Linked DNA regions of Homo sapiens: region 1 is linked to region 2. A link is a loop called in an ENCODE intact Hi-C map of the cell type or tissue named here. Cell type or tissue: Calu3. All regions are shown on one strand. Links, peaks and the distances in the headings refer to the core of each region. The heading gives the core; the rest is flanking DNA.

Region 1 (10,213 bases), core at 2,970-5,469, 450 kb after region 2:
GCTAAAGATGTAGCCAGTAAAGCTAAGATTCCCAATGGGGGCCACCTCCAGGAGCAGTGGAGGAAAGTGAGCGATGTGTCATAGGTTATGGGGAGACTGCCCCTCTGCTGGGAATTATTAGTCAAGTAGGGCTAGCAGCTCTGCAGAAGTCCAGAAGTGGAGTGGGTGGGGACCAGTGAGTGTTAATACCCCACATCTGAGCAGTGTATTCTCCTTTAATAAATTTACTTCCGGATCCCTGCAGAGGGGTGGTTCTTAGGGTGTGGGCCTGGATTAGCAGAATCAGCATCACCTGGGTTCTTATTTGAAATGCAAATACAGACCTACTGAACTCTGGGGGTGGGGCCAACAGTCTGGCTTAGCAGGCTCTCCAGGTCATTGTGACACATGCCAGGGCTGAGAACCATTGCCCCAGAAGCACTTAGGCCTCTCATTGGGCTCTCCTGTTCCTAGCAAGATCACAAGGATGGCATAGCCCACCCACCGTGTGCCCCTGGATGGGTGTAGGGCTGTGGAGGACACCGGAGAAGCAAGAACTTGATTTCTGCCCTGAAAGCCAAGTGTGCCAGCTGCCCGTGGGGCAGGTCTGGTGTAGTTTTGATGATCAGAGTGAGTATGAGCCAGCATGTCGCCAAGTCCTGGAGCCTGGAAAGAGGGCGGGCTTAAATCAGACAATAGCAAATTCAAATCCTGCCTTTGCTAGTGACCAGCTGAACAATCTGACCAAATTGTGTAACCTAAGTCTTACTGTCGTCACCTGTAAAGTAAGGCGGTAACATCTACCAGAAACGACTATTGTGAGGAATGGAAAGTATGGTATCTAGAGGGTGCCCAGTAAACATTTGTTTTTAAAACGAAGAGTGAGGATATGAAACTGTAAAAGGATGTGTCTGTGCACTATCCAGCCCCAATTACGCTTCCATTTGCTTTCATTCAAGGTTGATCCAAATGGCTCTGCTTTACCTAACTAAGCATTAACAACCACTTCTCTTTTGACTGCTAGTGCTGGTATTGGTATATTGATATAATCATGGCTGTATATTTGGAGCACTTACAATGTGCCAGGATTGTGCTGAAAAATACACATATATGCTCTTTTTATATTTTCATAATGGTTTTATGAGAGAAGTATGGCAGGCAAAATAGCGAAGTCCATACCCCAATCCCTAGAGCCTGGCAATCTGTTACCTTGCATGGAAAGCGACCTTGCACATGCGATTCAGTTAGGACCTTGAGTTGGGAGATGATCCTGGATTAACTAGGCGAGCTCAGTGTAATTACAGGTCCTTATAAGAGGCGGGCAGGAGAGTCAGAGTGAAAGAAGGAGATTTAATGACAAAAGCACAGGACACACAAACAGGAAGAGAAAGATTTGAAGACGCTACACTGCTGGCTTTGAAAGTGGAAGAAAGGGCAAAGAGAATGCAGGTGGCCTGCAGAAAGTAGAAAACGCAAGAAAACAGATTTCTCCCTACAGCTTTCAGAAGAAATACAAGCCTGCCAACTCCTTGATTTGAAGACTTCTGACTTTCAGAACAGTTAGTAGATTTGTGTTGATTTAAGCCACTGCATTTATGGTAATTGATCACTGCAGCCACAGGAAACCAATACAGGAAGTCTTATGACTCAACCCACTTGACAAATGAGGAAACTGGGGATCAGCAAGGCACAGCAGCTCACCTTGGGTCACACAGCTAGGAGGCAGTGCAGAAGTAAACACACCCACATCCAATTCTAGTACACACGCTTAGAACTATTATGATGGACACGGTGCCTCTGGGAGTAGGTGTCCTGCAGAGTGAGGACTGCCTTCTGGGGGTTCTTTTCAATTTTACCATCCTGATAGGGTCAACAGAAAGGTCCACCCTGGGATGCTGCCCAAGGAACATCATACTTCCTGATGAAATCCAATGAATTTTTCTTCCCAGGTGCCCTGTACCAGGAATGTGAGCTGTTTCTTTTTTTTCTGAGGCCGTTTGTAAGGAAGACAGTTGCTGGGGGGTTTGAAGGAAAAACAGGAAGTGGCTTCAGCATCCAATGCAAATCAATCAACTGCTGGAAGAAGGGCCAAGAAAAGAAAGCTTTTTTTTTTTTTTTTTCATGAAAATGGAAAAACGAAACCAAGCCACAGACAACAATAAAGAAACATCAAGGCTAGAAAGGCTGGAGAAGGCCTCAGCATGGACTAGCTCCCTGCTGAAGCCGTGGTGTTTACGTCCCGTGTGAGGAGGAGGCAGAGAGGGGGTACCACTCTTCCTCTCACTTAACAAGGTTATCCTCTGCTGCCACAGAAGAGGAACCTGCAGAAGAGGAGGCAGAGCTGGCCACCAAGAGAGAAGCTGTAGGCAGAGGATACCAGGCAGAGAGGTATCATCGGGACCCCAAAGAGCCAAGCTCCAGATTGAAAGTATTTTTTAGCATCAACGTCAAGCCAGGGCCTTAAAAGACGCCAGACTTTTTTTTTTTTTTTCCAAGCTGTGTACAGGGCTGTAAGAGTGCAAGGCCCAGAATGGCAAGGGTTAAGGCGAAGGGAGGCTGGATTCCCCATTCAGTTCCACAGATGCCTGGCGTCTGCAGGGGACTTGGCATATGCTAGGGGATCCCTGGGGCCAGTCAGAGGAGTCAGGCCAGCCCTGCCTTCAGGAGTGTTCTTATGCTCTGGCAGGGGGAATACAGCAAGTTCCCAAGCTCCTTTAAGGTGAGATCCAGCAGGATGGAGGCACAGGAAGGTACAAAGAGTGGTGTGGCTTGGAGGGAGAAAGAAATCACATCAACTGAGTGGATAGAAATGAGTAATAATTGAGAGGTCACTCCAAGGCAGGTTCCAAGCTAGAAATGATCAGATGAGTGATCTCATTTAGGCTGTCAGAGACTTTGGGAGGTAAGCATTACACCCATGCAGCTTGGGCTCAGAGAGGTTAAACAACTTGCCCAAACACAGCTAGCACCTGCTAGAACTAGGACTGAATCTCGGTGTTTTGATTTCAAGCCCAGCATACTGTCCACCAGACTGAGCAGACTCCTGGTGAGGGGAACCATAAAACGCTTCATGTATCATTTAATGACAAGGAAAGATGTTCAAGAGAAATAGCTAAGTAGATAAGGCAGGTTATGTGATCTAGCGCTCATTAAGACACACGTTTTTATTTATCCTAAAAATATCAAGATTAATATATAATACAAGGGCCAGGCACAGTGGCTCACACCTGTAATCCCAGCACTTTGGGAGGCCGAGGTGGGCAGATAACTTGAGCTCAGGAGTTCGGGAACAGCCTGGCTAACATGGCGAAACCCTGTCTCTACTAATTACAAAATTACTATTTTGTAATTTTGTAAAAATACAAAAATTAGTTGGGCATGGTGGTGCATACCTGTAGTCTCACCTAGTAGGGAGGGTGAGGCAAGAGAATCGCTTGAACCCAGAAGGTGGAGGTTGCAGTGAGCCAAGATCACGCCACGGCACTCCAGCCTGGACAACAGAGCAAGACTCCGTCTCAAAATACATACACACACACACACACACACGCACGCACGCACGCGCGTGTATATATGTGTATATATGTAATGATTTACATATATATGTATATGTATGTATATATGTGTATATATGTATGTTTTTAATATATATTATATATATACATTACAAGTTTTCTACAGGAAACAACACTCAGCATATTCCTAAATACTAGTAGAACTCTGGGCTTTTACAACTGTTTGGTGGAGTTTTGTCTGAGCAAGTTTCCAGATGTTTTATAGGTGCCTGAAAAGGTAGGTGAACATCAGGGGATATCCCCAAGAGCAAATATACAGAAGCAAGAAATGTTAGAACCATCTTTGCATCTGTGTGAATGTGCAGGAAACATGCATTGAAGTGTGGCTGTAATACAGGGACTGTGTAGGAGAGTGGTGGGTGGGGTGGGACCACCTTGGAGGGTCCTGAATGCCACATTAAAAGATTTCGGTTCTACAGATTATGAAGGACCTAACCCAGAGGTGGTGGTTGAGATGCTGTATTAAAAGTAACACCTTAAATGTGGCAGGGGATTAAGTGAGATCTAAATTTGAAAGGTTGGTTTTCAACATAAGTGTGGGGAAAGCTCCCTGATGCCAACCTTGCTGGTCCTGAATTGTGGCACACTGTCACCACCTGGTGGTCACATAGCCAAATTGTAGGGCTAATGGATTTAGCCAGAGTCCTGGTTGTAGAGAAATTTCTTCATAAAAAAAAAAAAAAAAAAAAAAAAAAAAAAAAAAAAAAAATCCTGGTCAAATTATTTGCATCCTTTAAAGAGTTCTAAAGGCTTATAAATATCTGGATAAGGATCTCAATGTTTATTATTAACCTGAGTGTCTGTAATAATGTGGACACATTCTTTAAGTAACTCAAAATTGTTCAAACCTAGCAGACAAAGAACATTGTCATTTTCTGGACTATATGAATATCAGGATCCATCTGGAAGTTGAAAAGACTCAATAGCTTTGAGATTTGTAATGAAGGAAAAAAAAATCTTTTAAAGTAATTCCTAGCAGGTTGACATTTAAGAGACTTAACTGCTGAGTACCGAGTGAAGAGTGATTTTTACAGAAGCTCTCGTTTCAGCTGATTCCAGGGCCTGATTAGATGTCATTACAAGAAGAACTGGATTTTGAACAGAGAAGCATTAGGGGTGCAGCCGATTCTGTGATTTTGTGTATGTGTGTCACTGCAGTTTGAGACATCTGGCAACTACAACTTCTTTGTCATTGTCTACTGTAATTCCAGAGAGGGCAGGTCTTAAGAAGGGGTGAGCATAGCTGGGCTCAGATAATTGTTGGTGAGTAGGTTGTGGGGATGAGGATGGGGAAAAGTAATCTAATTATGGAGATGTACATGAGAATGGAGTCTTTATTACCATGCTGGCCACTGGCAAGCATTGTAGCTGTGGATAACATGTGGATAACATGTAAAGGGTATGTTCTGCTTCACAAGTAGTGCTCTGTGTGGTGGGATGAGCACTGTGCTAGGAGTCCTGAGGTCCAGATCCTAGCTCTGGCTCTCCCTCTAACAGAGGGAGACTCCCTCTGTGACTTTTGGAAAGATGACCTCTCTGAGGCCACATATTCTTTAGCTGTAAAACTTGGTTTTATATTTCCCCTTCCTATAATATCATGCTGCTGTGAGATTCAAACAAAAAGCACTGGGTAAATATAAGGTGATATAACGGTTGTCAATGGATGTGCAATTACGTTTGAAAAGTCCAAATGTTGTGTAAGATTAACTACTCCTCTCCTGCCTCATCCCTTTTCTTCTGTTCTTCTGCCTGCTCCTGTTCTGTGTCTGTTCATGTTTTTATTCCTATTGCTGTCCCTGGGCCCTCCTCTCTAAACAGATTCACAAGGCTGACGTGGGGAAATTATTCTGGTATTCCAAGAGACATGTTCATCTGTGTCTTTCTGGTGCTTGGGCATGTTGTAGGTATTTAGTAGAAACTGGTCAGTTTAATAGATCGTGAATACTGTCAGTGTCTTTCTTGCATCTTCATCGAGGTCCTCAGTAACCTCTTAAGGAAAGAGTTCTTGAAATGTTTCAGTCTTTTAAAAAAAAAAGTGAAAGATGGCATCAGTCTTTACGTTTGCTACATTTCTCTTCCACATACTGGAATATCCTTTCATTGGGCTGATGCCCCCCACTCAGAAGAGTTTGAAAATCTTGCACCTGATGGCAGCCCTGCATGCATTAAGAGTAAAGGTTTCAGAGTCCCACATCGAGCTCAGGTCAGACTTCTGCCACTTAGGTCTATGTGGCCTTGGACAAGTTACTTCATCATCCTGGGCTTCACATTTTGTATCTGTAAGCTGAAAATCTATAAACCACAGATAGTAGTTGTGGGGATTAAATGAGGTCTCTGCAAGTGTCTGGAGTAAGGGGTAGATATTATTAATGTTTGTAAGGCAGGCCTCTGTGTTTGAGATTTCCACATGCCCTGTGCAACTAAGAATGGGTTGAAGATTTTCAGCTTTCATGTTTAAAGTGGGATGTTGTTTGCCCCTCTTTCATTTCTGTGAACCCCTCCTTTCCCTAGTCATGTTCCTGTGTTTCCACTCTCAAGTGATCCACAGAACCCTCAGGTTCCCCATCCTTGGGGATTGGTGGGACCCCAGCTCTCCAACTCTCTTCTAATCAAGCCTTTGATCTATTTTACATATTGGCATTTAGAATGGAATTTCTTTAGGGTAAAAGTTCTACAGAAAAAAGACAAAGAGTTTTGAAACCCACCAACCACTGGCCGTGGTCTAGGATAAAGACACTGGATCAAAAGAGGGAATTAGATAAAGGACTTGACTTTGGTGAGGCTTAGCAGCTCTAAAATCACAGAAATGCTCTGGAAATAAAGAGGGGAGCTGGATACACACAGCCACTTTTGAACTGTTGAGAAGATGGGGCTATGATTCCTGCAAGAAGTAATCCGAATGGATGACAGTTGGAGTTGCAGCCACAATAAATATTTCTAGCCCAAATCTCGTGGAAAACTGGCTTATGCCCCCAGATGCCTGGTGTGGTGTTGACGTGGGGAAGATACTCCCTGTGTTGAGGCAGCAGGAAGGTGAAAAGAATGAAACAAGTGTTTTTTCACACACAGATTCTGTATTTCACAATTACGCAGTTTATTCTTTGGGGTTTGCTAGGGGAACCTACAGAGAGAAGCAGGATGCCTTCTTCTCAGTAGGAGCTTTGGAGGGTGTGATGGAGCCACAGGAGAGGGGTAGGTGGTGCAGGGTGAAGGGTGCTTTGGGTAAAGCTGCCGATCTGTCTTTGAAAAGGTTCTCTGCTGTGCTGTCAACAGCATGATATTCTTTAGTATTGATGGGCACTTGCAATTTTGTGGTGCTTCTTGGAAAGTGCTCTCTAATTACCTGGAACATTTATATTTTTTCTGTTATCCCTCCATACCTCTCTTAATTTTTCAAAAATCAGTCTTTCAGCTTCCAGATCTCTTTAGCCCTTAACAGTAGCCTTCTATATAATCTGCAGATCTGGTACAGAACATAGTGTTAATTTAGACCTTACTGATGCAGAATTTGTGATAACTGTGTCAGAGGTTGAGAAAAAAAAAGATGTAACTAGCATTGCTCAGGAGGAAAGGGCTTTGCTGGAGCAAGTTCATCCAGAGCTCATATGATCTACCCAACAGGAACAAAGGGCTTGTAGGTATTTAAGAGCATACAACTGCTGTCCTAATTGCAAACCGTTCTAGCCTTTTCATACAAGCAGGACCTGTATACGGCAATGGTTGCATTGCTTAGGTTTGTGTTACTATTCTTGATAAAAAAGCAATGACACCTGATTGTTCAGGAAAAACAAGCTTTTTACTTTTTAAAGATTCCACAGATCCTTCACTCCCAATCTTTCTAATAAGCCTGGAGTAGAGTGGTCTTACCACATATGAAAATTTTCAGCCTGCCAGCCGCTGCTGGTAATTTATGGGTTTGGACACTACAGAGAGACAGCAAATGTGGAAAATATCTCTAAAGTGCTGATGAAACCTTATACTCAAAGTCAGAAAAAGTACCCATTAATACGTAGTTAAGACTACAGGCTCCACATGTTTTTTTTTTTTTGATACAGGCCACTGAGACACCTGGGCTCACCTATTGGCTGTACCATTGATGCACAGACACCTACACTCTCTTGAGAGATGAAACCTCCAGTTGTAAGATCTTGTGTGTGCTTTGGGGTTTTTTGGTTGCATAGGTGTTTAAACTATCTAACAGTTTATTGAGCCCAGACTCAGTGATCTGACTAATTTGGATTAAATCCCTCTATATCACTTGCTGTGTTACCTTGGGTAAGTGGTTTCATCTAAGCCAAGCTTAGGTTTCTCTATGTGGATCATGCAGGCAACAATCTTTTTGGAGAAATAAATGGCATGTTAAGAGCTCAGTGTGGTCCTTTGTGTGTAAAAGGCTCTCAGTGAATGGTGTGTGATTGTGTGCGAGCTGTGTGATGGTTTTGAGATGAGAAGATGACACCAGATTTCCTGTGACAAACTCTGTGGAATTTGTCATTGCCCCTGAGCAGATCAGCAGCTGTGACTCCTCTCTGACCAGCTACCACTGCTTCGATGTCACCTGTGTGCCCTGCTTGGCACGTATCTGGTCTCAATTTCGTGTCTTCCCTCATCGGCTCCCCTTCTTTAGTAGGAAGTACGAATCTTGAATTGTTTTTATCTGACAATTAGACTCAGGTCTATGTGTTGGCTGCTGGTGGTGTTTTCTTGCTTTGTCTAATTTGTCAGATTCCAGAACCTTATACATGTCCTGCCCTCTAGAGGAGGCCTTTACCTGGCAGAATTTATGTCTTCTGGAAAACTGACTTGCCTCTGAATAGATATTGCTAGGTGCCCCGTCTCATCATGACGCTGATCGCTAGTGTTCTATTTGCCCTGACCAACTGGTGTCTCCTGGAACACGGATCCTCTTAGGCTCTGCTCTGGGACCCAGACCCCTTGTCCATTTAATTTCTATGTGGCCTTCCATGATTTGGCATATTGATACTAAAGTAACTGATGGATGCAAATGTATCCACACACAGATAAACAGAGAAATAGATAGTTAACTGGAAAACAGCAAGTAGAATGTTTAAAAACCCCACTAAAATAGATGGAAGGAAATCATGATGTGTTACTAAGTTAAGTGTGTTTCTCTTGCCACTTGGAGCCATTGGCATTGATTGATTCATTCATTGACTTATCACCCAACATAAATCAGGTCCTTGCACCTTATGAATCGTTCTGCTGAGTGCGGTGAGTGACGCATAGGTGGCAAGACCTGCTCTGACCCTATTAAATGTAGCATACAACAATTCTGTGTTCTGCCAAATTCCCCAGTAATAGTGGCCTTGTTTCCAGTTTTATGTTGAAGACTTGTAAGAAGCTGGAAACTGGTCACAGACAGCCCATTTATTGAGCTGGCCAAAGTAGTTATTAGGTAAGTGAAGGAGGATTGGATTGTGTGTTGGGAAACTTCATTTATGGTCTCGGCTCTTTTGCTAACTGTGGGTCCATAGATATTTAATAAAACACTTAACCTTTTCCTACCTTGGTTTCTTTAGCCGTAGTAAGAGGCAGCTGGTTTGGGTTGAGCCAGATCTAGAATTCTATTAATTTATAAAAATTATTTTTAAATGTCAGGGCTAAAAGAGAGGGCCATGGACGGCTGTCACCTTTCCCCCTTATGTTACTCACAGTTGGTAGAGTCCCTCACCAAGACCACTGTTAGCACCAGAAATGCCCCTACTGGCAGCATCTCCTCCATGAACAGGAGCCCTTGTGGGTGCTTTCGTGTGTGGCCTTTTGTCAAGGCTAAAGTCTATTAAAATACGGACTAAGATATTTCTTCTTTTGCTTTTTAAAATGTTTTAGTTCATTTGAAACCATGACCACTGTAATGACCCAGGACCGAGGACCAGATCATGTGGTTACCAGACACATCTTTCTGTGGGAATAGTGATGATCCAAGACACTTTTATATGGATGCCTACAGCAGGGGAAAGTTACACATTACACTGCAAAGAACATTCGTTACAGATCATAACAGCTATATCATTTCTTTACTGTGAAATATTTTTAAGGCCATTTTTCGTTTTTTTCTGACTGTAGGCAAAAGTAGATGCTTATTTTGGAATAGAAAACAATAACAATAAAATATTCACTTTTAGGACCACTTTTAACGTGTGTATATATCTACATTTCTATTTTTGGATATTTGCATTCTGCCTTTTGCATCAAATATCTTATGCATTTGCCACGTGATTAAAAATGGCTCAAAAACGTGATTTTCAGTGGCTGCATATACAGTTCATAGTGATTATACCATAATTTATTGAACTATTGCCACAGTATATCATTGTATTTTTATTTGGACCCCATGAGTTTCTGTTTTTAAGTGGCCTTCACGGGGGGAAGATAAATATGTCTTTAGACTAATAGATTTGCACTTCATATTGGCTATGAGAAGAAATTGCCTGTAATTAGCATCTTCAAATTATCTACAATCTAAGTTGCTTGCTGTTTAAAGATTCAAATACTAGATAAGAACTTTTTTTTTGAGATTCTATTTTTGTAGTTATGTGCACCCAAGCCCAGTAGTGGAGATAAGAACAGTCAAAACAATAAAACATTAAGAAAAGATGGGAAGAGGAGAAAACTGACATTTATGGAGCACATGCTATGTG
Region 2 (10,213 bases), core at 4,763-7,262:
CATCAAAGACAGTTGAATTCAATGCCTATAGGAAGAGACTTCCCTCCAGGCTCAAATTCCAAGACAAGTCCCATGAGAGGGTGGCATCATTAAAACACCAATTTTTTTTAGATTGGCTCAGCTGGGTGTCATCTGGCTGGGGTGCCAGGATTCAAGTGATCTGATCAGGTTATATAAGGAATTGGTCAAGTAGCTGAATATTAGAGGGAGGTCTCCAAGGGGACTTCAGTTTTTTTTAGGGAGTTATGGAAGATGACAGCCATCATCAGCATTAAGCACTCCTTCTTACTTTTGCAGAAAGGTGCCTGGATCCCCCTGGGAAAAGTGCTGTCTCCAGTTGTTCACAGTATATGCTATTATATAATTGTGTGGATTATTTCCCACTTACATGTGTCTGGGTTTCTATAGTAAGGGCATAGTCATGTTGGTGTTGATTGGGCAATATAGCCAAGTGGTTAAAAGCATGATCCCTGCATATGAACAATGGCTCTATGACCACTAGCAAGTTACTTAATCCTGCCAACCCTCATTTTCCCCATCGGTAAAATTGGAATGACAGTCATGCTGATTTTCTAGGGCTTATGTGAGAATCAAGTAAAATAAACCACTTAAATATACCAGTCACTGTTTTAACCACTTTGCTTTTTTTCTTTTCTTTTCTTTTCTTTTTTTATGATGGTGTCTCATTCTGTCACCCAGGCTGGAGTGCAGTGGTGCAATCTCAGCTCACTGCAACCTCTGCCTTCCAGGTTCAAGCAATTCTCTGCCTCAGCCTCCTGAGTAGCTGGGATTACAGGCACTCGCCACCATGCCTGGCTAATTTTTGTATTTTTAGTAGAGACGGGGTTTCACCATCTTGGCTAGGCTAGTCTTGAACTCCTGACCTTGTGATCCACCTGCCTTGGCCTCCCAAAGTGCTGGGATTACAGGCGTGAGCCACTGCGCCCAGCCACCACTTCACGTTTATTAAGTCACTTAAGTAACTTGACAATCGTAAAAGGAGTTACTATTATTTTTTCAATTTCAACATGTGAGGAACTAAAGCAGCAATCAAGTGATTTCCCTGTTATTATTATTCTAGACACATTAATGCAGTATTTTCTCTGAGGGAGAATTTCTTCCTGTGGAGCCACAGGATTCTTCTAAAAAAAAGTTTGGCAGCTTCCAAGCCTCTCAACGTGAGAGCTTTCAATGTTTGAGATGATGTGGGGTAGGGGTAGAAGGTTCCTCATGAACCCAGCCAGGCTGACAAGAGGCTTAGGTAAGGTCAGTTTCAGCTTCTACACTATTCTGTGGACCTGCACATTCTTTGTTTTTTGTCTTTTTGGTTTTTTTTGAGACGGAGTCTTGCTCTGTCGCCCAGGCTGGAGTGCAGTGGCACAATCTCGGCTCACTGCCACCACCACCTTCCAGGTTCAAGCGATTCTCCCACCTCAGCCTCCCAAGTAGCTGGGATTATAGGTGCTTGCCACCACGCCCAGCTAATTTTCGTGTTTTTAGTAGAGACGGGGTTTTGCCATGTTGGCCAGGCTGGTCTCAAACTCCTGACCTCAGGTGGTCCGCCTGCCTCGGCCTCCCAAAGTGCTGGGATTACAGGCATGAGCCACCGCGCCTGGCCGACCTGCACATTCTTTGTGTCCTAGGACTTATCATATTTTAGGAATCTATGTGACTCAATTATTGGAAAGAAATTGTGTGATCATAATCTCATGAGGTTTTATTTTTTAGGATTTGCTTTCTTTTTGAAAAGACATACGTTTTAGAAAATCACATATTTATCAACTTCTAAGTGAATTTGCTGACCCATGATAATGTTAGGCCAGTAGTCTTTATACAAAATCTCAAATACTTTCTCATGCCTGACACAAACCTAGCAATGCGCCAGGATTTGGGACTGAAGAAAACCAAAACGACCTGCCTCGTTGTTGAGTTGTGCTTTTAATTTTTGTGAAGTGACTTTCCTCATCACTTCACAAAGCCTAACTTATTCCTCAGGATGACAATCAGGACATGACAGAACCAAGAAGGAAGGAAGCTAAGGACTCATGCCAATGTGTGTCACTGAATAAGCTTGCGCCTCATGTCTGCAGAGCATGGGTCTCCCCAGACCACCTTCTCCTCCATTTGGACAGATCTTGACATTCTGTATTCAGCCCTCATCTCAAATTTACCATGTACAAAGAAACATCTGGAGAATTTGTAAAACATAGACTCCTGGGCTACAGAGATTCTGATTCAGTAGGTTTAGCACAAGGCCCAAGAATTTGCACATTTAACATGCCCCCTCGAACCTTCCTTAAGAATTGCTCAACTCTGCAAGGAGCAAGCTCATTCTCACCACTGTCTGTTTGTCTTTACTTTCCCCCCACTGATACACCTTCATCATTCCTCTTCACCCATCTCAATTCTATCCATTCTTGAAAATCTTGTACCAACTCTGCCTCTGCCATAAGCCTTCCGCAGCTACTCTGATCTCTCTCTCTCCCTTTCTGTCTCTCCACCTTAAAAAGAAATTAAACCTTTTGGATCATTCTCAATCACATGATCTCAGACTCAGCCATTCTCTGGTTTGTGGAAGGGGAGGGAGTGTGATATTGGACGGATGATTGATTTGCCCAGATCTTGAGGAATGGGCACGTATCTGTTTCCCATCTCCAGTCGAAGTCAAGCTGACACCAGATGCCACTGGGGGTTTCAGTTATTCCCCATCATAGCCACAGCTTGCCCAAACTGCAGGAAACTGGGCAGGAACGGCCCCCCGCATCCTAGACCTTAGACCCACAAAGTCTGCTTGGTTGAAAAAGCGCTCCCCTTCCTGTCCCAACGTGTAGAGTTCTAAAAGTCAGAGTGGGCTGTGAGAAGCCCTACTTAACCTGTACAGGCCGCTCGTCTCGGCACCGTTTCCCGAGCCCTTGGTTATTTTTACTCTCTCTGAGCTTCTTCCCATTCTTCAGGTGCTGGACGAGGTGGTGTTCATTTGGCTTTGCTTCTGACACAAGATAAACGAGCTTGGGGCCTTCGGCGATTCACTCTGGCTGCCAGGGGGTTCCAAAATAGCAAACTATTTTTCATAACAGCAACGTGATATGAAGGGAGATGCAGCAGGTGCACTCCGCTTTCCCCTCGCCGTCTGGGGCATGTGGTGGAGGGAGAGGATTCATTAAGTTTGCACTTGTGTCCAGGAAAAAGAAGGGACCTGCTCTCGCAGTGGCCATTCCCCTTTGGCTGGGTCAAGGTCTCACTTCCTGAAGGCGAATCTCGTCCTTGGGCAAGGTGGAAGTGCAGTAAAACAGCAGTCCGGGCGCCCCCATAGAGTTCAATGCCTTTTTCTTTTTCCTCATAGAAAGATAAGGTTAGAAATGTGACTATCTGCTGAGTATTTTTTTTCTAACACTACCTTGTATGTTAAACAAAAGAGCAAGATTTCTTAAAAGTTTCAAATATTTGACACTATAGTTCATTAAATGTAGGGTCATTTCAGAAAGTTCAAAGAGGAAACTTCTCTTTTATTTTCTCTTTTTCCAAAGATGTAGAAGTGAAAGATCAAACTGTCGTTGCCTCTTTGAGTTCCTCCCTCATTCTCTTGGCTCATTAGAAAAAAAAAACTTTTCATGGCACTATTCACTATTAAAAGGTTGTCCCCAGCCCTGCATCTTCTAGTCCCCCCATCCTCCATCATGAATTATGTACATGTTTTTAGAATGAAAATTATAACAAAGCAAGGTGGATTTTAATTTATATTTACATGTATTGTGAGTTTCCTTTTGATGTTTCTCCCCTATCAACTTACTAGATCTTCTTGGCCAGAGATGAATTAAAAGTGAAATTAAAGTATATGTGATGATGATGATGATGATGATGATGTTCATGATATGGGCTTCTCGAAGTTGGGGTGAGGCTTAGGAGACAAATATTTTGTAAAAATGTTCAGAGTCAAGGTCAGAGTGAGAGAGCAAGTATTATGTAAAAGCTACATGTTAGTGAGTTGTAATTCAGTGCATAAGACACCGGAATCTGTCTTATCATACATCTTAATTTAAACATTTCTTTTCCCAGGGGACCACAGAGTACATAGTGCATGAATAAATAAATGCCATGACTTATTTTGGAGTCCCCAGTCATAATATAATTATATGCATTGCAAATTTTCATATGCTACTTTTAGTTTCTAGGGTTTCTTAAAACAATTATTAAACTGCATTGCAGGAAGAGATCTACCTCGATTCAGCTATGAAAATGGAATCGGAGAAGCTAGTCACATTAGACAGCAGAATCCTTCCACTGTGAGCTTGATCACATCAGAGAAATGGTGATTACAGTTTACATGGAGTTATACTAATTACTGGCCTGGCTCAACGAGCCTAGAAAAACCAGATATAGACAGAGTTGTGACTCTCTCTTATTGTCTTGTCTTGCTGGGTTTTAGAGACCATTCCTCTTCTCAAATCATTGGTAGCTCCTAATCCCACCAGAGGAAAATAATACATTTTTTCCTCCTTAAGAACAGCTTTTTCTTTCTGTGGGTCACCAAGATCCATTTGCTAAATAACTCTTGAAGTCTAAAAAATTGTCTCTGAGTAGTCAGAAGAGGTGAATTCAACCTTGCGAAGTTATCTAAAATCATCATCCTCCTTAAGCCTTTTCTCTTTATGCAGTGTATAAGTCCTACCCACATGGGGTAATTTGTCGTCTTCTGCTCTCTCTCTAGCTTTGATTTCCACATTTCATTCAATTTCTCTTTATTAAGAAAATATAAGAGAGATGCAGGATAGTGGAGCAGTTAAATGCACTGGCTTGCAACCACACAGACCTGGGTTTGAGTCCTATATTTTCTACTGCCTACGTATTTACCAGCTGTGTGACCCTTGGTAAGTTACTTAACCTCTCTGTGCTGCAGCTTTCGCATGTAAAAAGGTGATAGTAATAATTCTTATCTTAGTGGGTTGTTGTGAGGACTGCAGGAGATACTGCATATAAAGAGTCCAGCAGAGTGCCCATGTGATTCTAATAAATATTATCAATTATCATATCAAAAGCATCTCACTACAGTACATCTACTCAGCTTGTAATTCTCAGTCCAATCAAATTAAGAAATCTGGAAAACAATCGATCTTTGCACTAACATGATTTGGGTGCTGAATTATTCTCTTTCATTTTCTCATGTTAAGGAAAATCCATAATTTTCTGAACAGACGTACCCTTCTCTCCCATATCCTCCAGTCTCATGTACACTAAATTTGCTGCGTTTGTGGTGGCTGTACTCTCTTAAGACCAGATGAAAAGGAATTGAGCAGCAAAGCAGGGTTTGTGGTTGTTTTTTGTTTGTTTGTTTTGTTTTTTGCCTATCCAAATACAGTGACTTATTTTCTCTCTCTAAGTATTTTGGGTCCTAGGTGAAGGCTCAAGCTCTGGGCACATGAGGTCCCCAGGAGACTGGTGATGATCAATCATCATTGACATTCTTTCCACTTAAACCAGGAGCTCAGAACTTTAAACACATTGTAAAGAGTCTACATTGGTCCAATTAGGCTTCAGCTCTAAAGTAACCTGATAGTGCTGTATGGGAGAGATAACTGTGGCTAATAGGCCTGAGTGTGCAAGATAGGGGCCAGCCTCCTAAGGCAAAGTGTGGGAGAGGCAGACTCATGAATGAAGGTCGTGGACAAGGATGGCACTCCAGCGACTGTGGCCAGCAGGTGGGGCCACAGCCCATCTCCACCAGCCAGGTGCATCTCCCTGGATGCTTTCTGGCTGCTTTCTTTGATTTTCATTTTTATTTTAGAACTTGATTTCTCCTCCCTCCTTTTTTTATTGTTGCTACGAAATTTATTTTATGTTGCCATGAAGATTTTTTTCCTTTTCTTTCTTCATTCCCGTTCAATTCACTCCACACATATTTGAGTGTCTACTATGCACCAGGCACTGATTCAGGTACTGCCACTATAGGATTGACTAAGACTCATGGGGTCTCTGTGTTTTGGGTGCTGACATTTAGAGATGTAAGACAGTGCTTCCCAAACATCAGTGTGTGTTAAAACCACCTGGGGTCTGTGAAAATGCAGATTCCAATTCAGGAAGTCTGAGGAGGAGCTACAGACCATCGCTCTTAGGTCTAAGAAATAAGCTCCTCAGTAATGCAGGTGCTGCTGGCCCAAGCCCCATCCTTCACATAACAAGAACGTGAGGAAATGCTGTTCCCTTTCCTCCTCTAAATGACTGGCTGAGTGTCCTCATTTGTGTTAGCAGAGTTTAACAACATCACAGACTTGATCTTTCCTATGAGACCATCAGCTTTGTTCTGTGACCCTGACCTAGGCCACCTTTCACCCAAACATCTGAGGGGTACAGGGGAAATGAGTGGGAGGATATAGATAAATGACTGGCTGCCCCGCCCCCCAGCTTTCCGTCCTGGCCAAATCCTGTGTCATACTGTGAGTGGGACCACTGAGGACTCATTGTATGCACAGGACAGCTCCTGACTCCTAGATAGATGGTAATAGTACTTTAAACACACAGAATGATATAGCTCCTCTCTGGTAACTGGGGTGCCATTTACTAATTTGCTGCTCTTACATGACTAATTTAACTCTAGTTGCTACTCAGTCATCAGGGAGTCACTTATTCACAAAGCAGAATCAGGCTAAATAAATATTAGGAAGCTGGGAAAAGAGGCAGATGAAAGTAGAGAGTGAGAGTTAGCTTTTAATGCAGGCTAGAAACTTGCTGGGGTTTAAGGCAGATCCTCATTTAGTGCATAAATGCAGATTCTTCGTCTGTTTTTAAGTCCCGCTGACCCTAAATGAATAGAATCCTGTAGCAGACAGCAGCGACCTTCTCTTCTAATAAGAATCACATTCCAACAGAATGTACGTTTCCAATTACTATGCAAAAACAATGGCAGAATTACTTAAAAATGTACAGCCCCCTAAGGGCTCTGTATGCTGTAGTCCATGTGAATCTATCATTTGCATGCAACTATTGTGGGGAACAACCGAATCCTCCATCACAGGCTATTTAATCAAGTGAGAAGCCCCTAAATTTCTTTGCAAAGATTCACAAATTCTGGAGCTAAATATGCAATTGGTAATGTATTCTGGCTGTCTGCACGCAGGCTTCCTTGTTTCATTCTGAATGGCATGGTGTTTGCGTTGACATTTAGATGATGGGTCATCTTGGATTTCTCCTGTTCACAGCTGGAACCTTAGTGGCATCTCCCATTAGTAATCACTGTGCTTTTTTCCCCCTAGTGACTGACCGTTTACAAACTAAGAAGAGGAAAAATTGTATATTTGGGTACTGACTATAGAAAGAAAATAAACTAACAGCACAGTTGGAAAGGTGCCTAGGGTTACTTTCTGTGGATAACTGAAGATCCAGTGGAAGTAAAGGACTCAGATCATGTGTTTCCCCCACCCTTACCCACCAGCTTCAGTGGCCAACTTGTTATTGGAGAGTTAAGTGAAAATAGTCTGTAAGGACAGACTCCAGGATTAACCACAGCCACTAATGCAATAAGATTTGGGGCAGGTGGAAAGATTTGTCCCTACAAGTATCTACTTTTCTGACCTATAATGTATGTGGAATTCTCCCTTGATTTTACCTATTTGTGCCTTTGAAGTCACCTGTTGAGATTCAAGAGTGTTTTTTGGGTAGGGCTCCCATCAGAAAGCCCTGGAAGTCACAAATGCTTTGGCATCACTTATTTATCAGCTTCAGCATTCTGAAGCAAGGCCCCGAGGGACCAGTGGGCCTAAAGGGTGGGGGAAGCAGGCCAGAGGCAATGCTTTAACACATGGAAGCCCCAAGCAATGAAAATACAGTGGTCCCTGCCCTCAGTATGCAATGCAAAATAAAGAGCATCCTATACTAGACAATAAGTGTAAGCAAAAAAAGAGTTTTGTGGGGGTTTTGGGAGGTAAGAAGAAAACACGAAATCTACTGTCATATAATTTTAAATGTAGAGTGTATTATTGCTAACTATAAGGACAATGTTGTAATGTTGCAGAGCAGATCCCTAGAACTTTTGCTTCTTGCATAACTGAAACTCTATACCCATTGAACAGCAATTCCCCATTTCCTCCTCCCCTATCACCAGGCCACCACCATTCTACTTTCTGTTGCTGTGAGTTTGATACCTGTAAATGAAATCAGACGGTATTTGTCCTTCTGTGACTGGTTTATTTCACTTAGCATAATGTCCTCAAGGTTCATCCACGTTGTAGCATATGACAAAATCTCCTTTTTTATGGCTGAATAATATTCTGTGGTATGTATATACCACATTTTCTTTACCTATTCATTCTTCCGTGGGCATTTGGTTGTTTCCACCTCTTGGTTATTGTGAATAATGCTGCAATCCATGGGAGTACAAATATCTCTTTGAGATCCTGATTGCATATGGTAGTAGTTCTATTTTTATTTTTTTTTTAGGACACTTCAGCTGTTTTCCATAGCAGCTGCACCATTTTGCATTCCCACCAACAATACATAAGCATTCCAATTTCTCTACATCCTTGCCAACACTTATTTTCTGTTTTGTTTTTTGTTTTTTGATTGTGGCCATCATAACAGGTGTGAGGTGAGATCTCATTGTGCTTTTCATTTGCATTTCCCTGATAATTAATGATACTGAACAGCTTTCCACATACCTGTTGGCCATTTGTATGTCTTCTTTGGAGAAATGTCCATTCAAGTCCTTTGCCCATTTTTTAATCAAGATGTCTGCTTCTTGTTTGCTTTGCTTTTGGGTTGTAGGAGTTTCTTACATATTTTGGATATTAACCCCTTATCAGATATATGGTTTTAAAATATCTTCCATTCTATAGATTGTCTCATTGTTCTGTTGATTGTTCCCTTTGCTGTGCAGCAAGAAGCTTTTAATTTGCTGTAGTACCATTGTTCTATTTTTGCTTTTGTTGCCTGTACTTTTGATGTCACATCCAAGAAATGTTTTCTTCTAGGAGCTTTATTGTTTCAGGTCTTATGTTCAAGTTCTTCATCAATTTTGGTCTGATTTCTGAGAATGGTATAAAGTAAGGGTCCAATTTTATTCTTCTGTTGATGGATATCCAGTTTTAGCCACACCATTTGTTTAACAGACTGTTTTTTCTGCATTGTATATTCTTGGCACTGTTGTGAAGGTCAGTTGATTGTATATACGTGGCTTTACTTCTGGGCTCTCTATTCTGTTCCATTGTGCTGTATGTCTGTCTTATTGCCAGTACCATACTGTTTTGATTACTCTAGCTTTGTAATATGTTTTGAAATCAGGAGTTATGAGACCTCCAGGTTTGTTGTTCTTTTTGAAGATTGTTTTGGCTATTCCAGGTCCTTTGTGGATATCAATATAAATTTTAGGATTTTTTTTTCTATTTCTGTTAAAAATGCTATTGGATTTTGATAGAAATTGCGTTTGATCTGTAGATTACTTTGGGTAGTATGACCATTTTAACAGTACTAAGTTTTCTAATATATGAGCACAAGATGTCTTTCCATTTGTTTGTGCCTTTTAATATTTCTTTTAGCAAGGTTTCATAATTTTCAGCATATAAGAATTTCATCTTATTGGTTGAGTTTATTTCCTAAGTATTTTATTCTTTTTGATTCTTTTGTAAATGGGATTGTTTTCTTAACTTTCTTTGTGGATTGCTCACTGTTAGTGTTTAGAAAAGTAACTGATTTTTGTGTATTTTGTATCCTGACTTTGGTATGCTTATTGAGTTTGTTGATTAGTCCTATCAGATTTTTGTGTGTGGAATCTTTAGGGTTTTTTACATATGAGATCGTGTCATCTTCTAAAACAGATCATTTTACTTCTTCCTTTCCAATTTAGATGCCTTTTTGTTGTTGTTTTTGTACCTAATTGCTCTGGATAGGAACCTCCAGTACTATGTTGAATTGAAGTGGCAAAAGTAGGCATCCTTACATTCTTTCTGATCTTAGAGCAGAGGCTTTCAGGTTTTTACCAGTGAATATGATGTTAGCTGTGAACGTTTCATATACAGCCTTTATTATATTGAGGTAATTTCCTTCTATTCCTAGTTTGTTGACTGTTTTTGTGTCATGAAAGGGTGTTAAATTTTGTCAAATGCTTTTTCTCCTCTGTTGATGTGATGTAATTTTTATTCTTTCTTCTGTTAATGTGGTGTATAATATGCATTGATTTCTATATATATGTTAAACCATCTTGGCATCCCAGAAATAAATCCCACTT

The links. Hi-C counts contacts between places; a loop is a spot of excess contacts. Peaks named below come from ENCODE experiments on the same cell type or tissue, not always from the same donor. Only the 100,000 strongest peaks of a DNase experiment are listed, where the experiment ranks them.
Region 1: a loop joins it to region 2, with 21 times the contacts of the local background. A loop is called at or near these places in 8 of 110 quality-filtered maps.

Annotation. Positions count from the first base shown.
Region 1 is chr15:61,161,530-61,171,742 of GRCh38, reverse strand. The region is part of intron 1 of RORA (RAR related orphan receptor A); the gene reads left to right. Among named protein-coding and RNA genes, the nearest start is that of RORA, 63 kb to the left of the region's middle. In Calu3, for the core only: a CTCF peak has its summit at 4,142 (motif pointing left); a DNase peak (open chromatin) is centred at 4,122.
Region 2 is chr15:61,616,744-61,626,956 of GRCh38, reverse strand. The region is part of intron 2 of LOC107984782 (a long non-coding RNA gene); the gene reads left to right. Among named protein-coding and RNA genes, the nearest start is that of LINC02349, 110 kb to the left of the region's middle. In Calu3, for the core only: a CTCF peak has its summit at 5,714 (motif pointing right); a DNase peak (open chromatin) is centred at 5,676.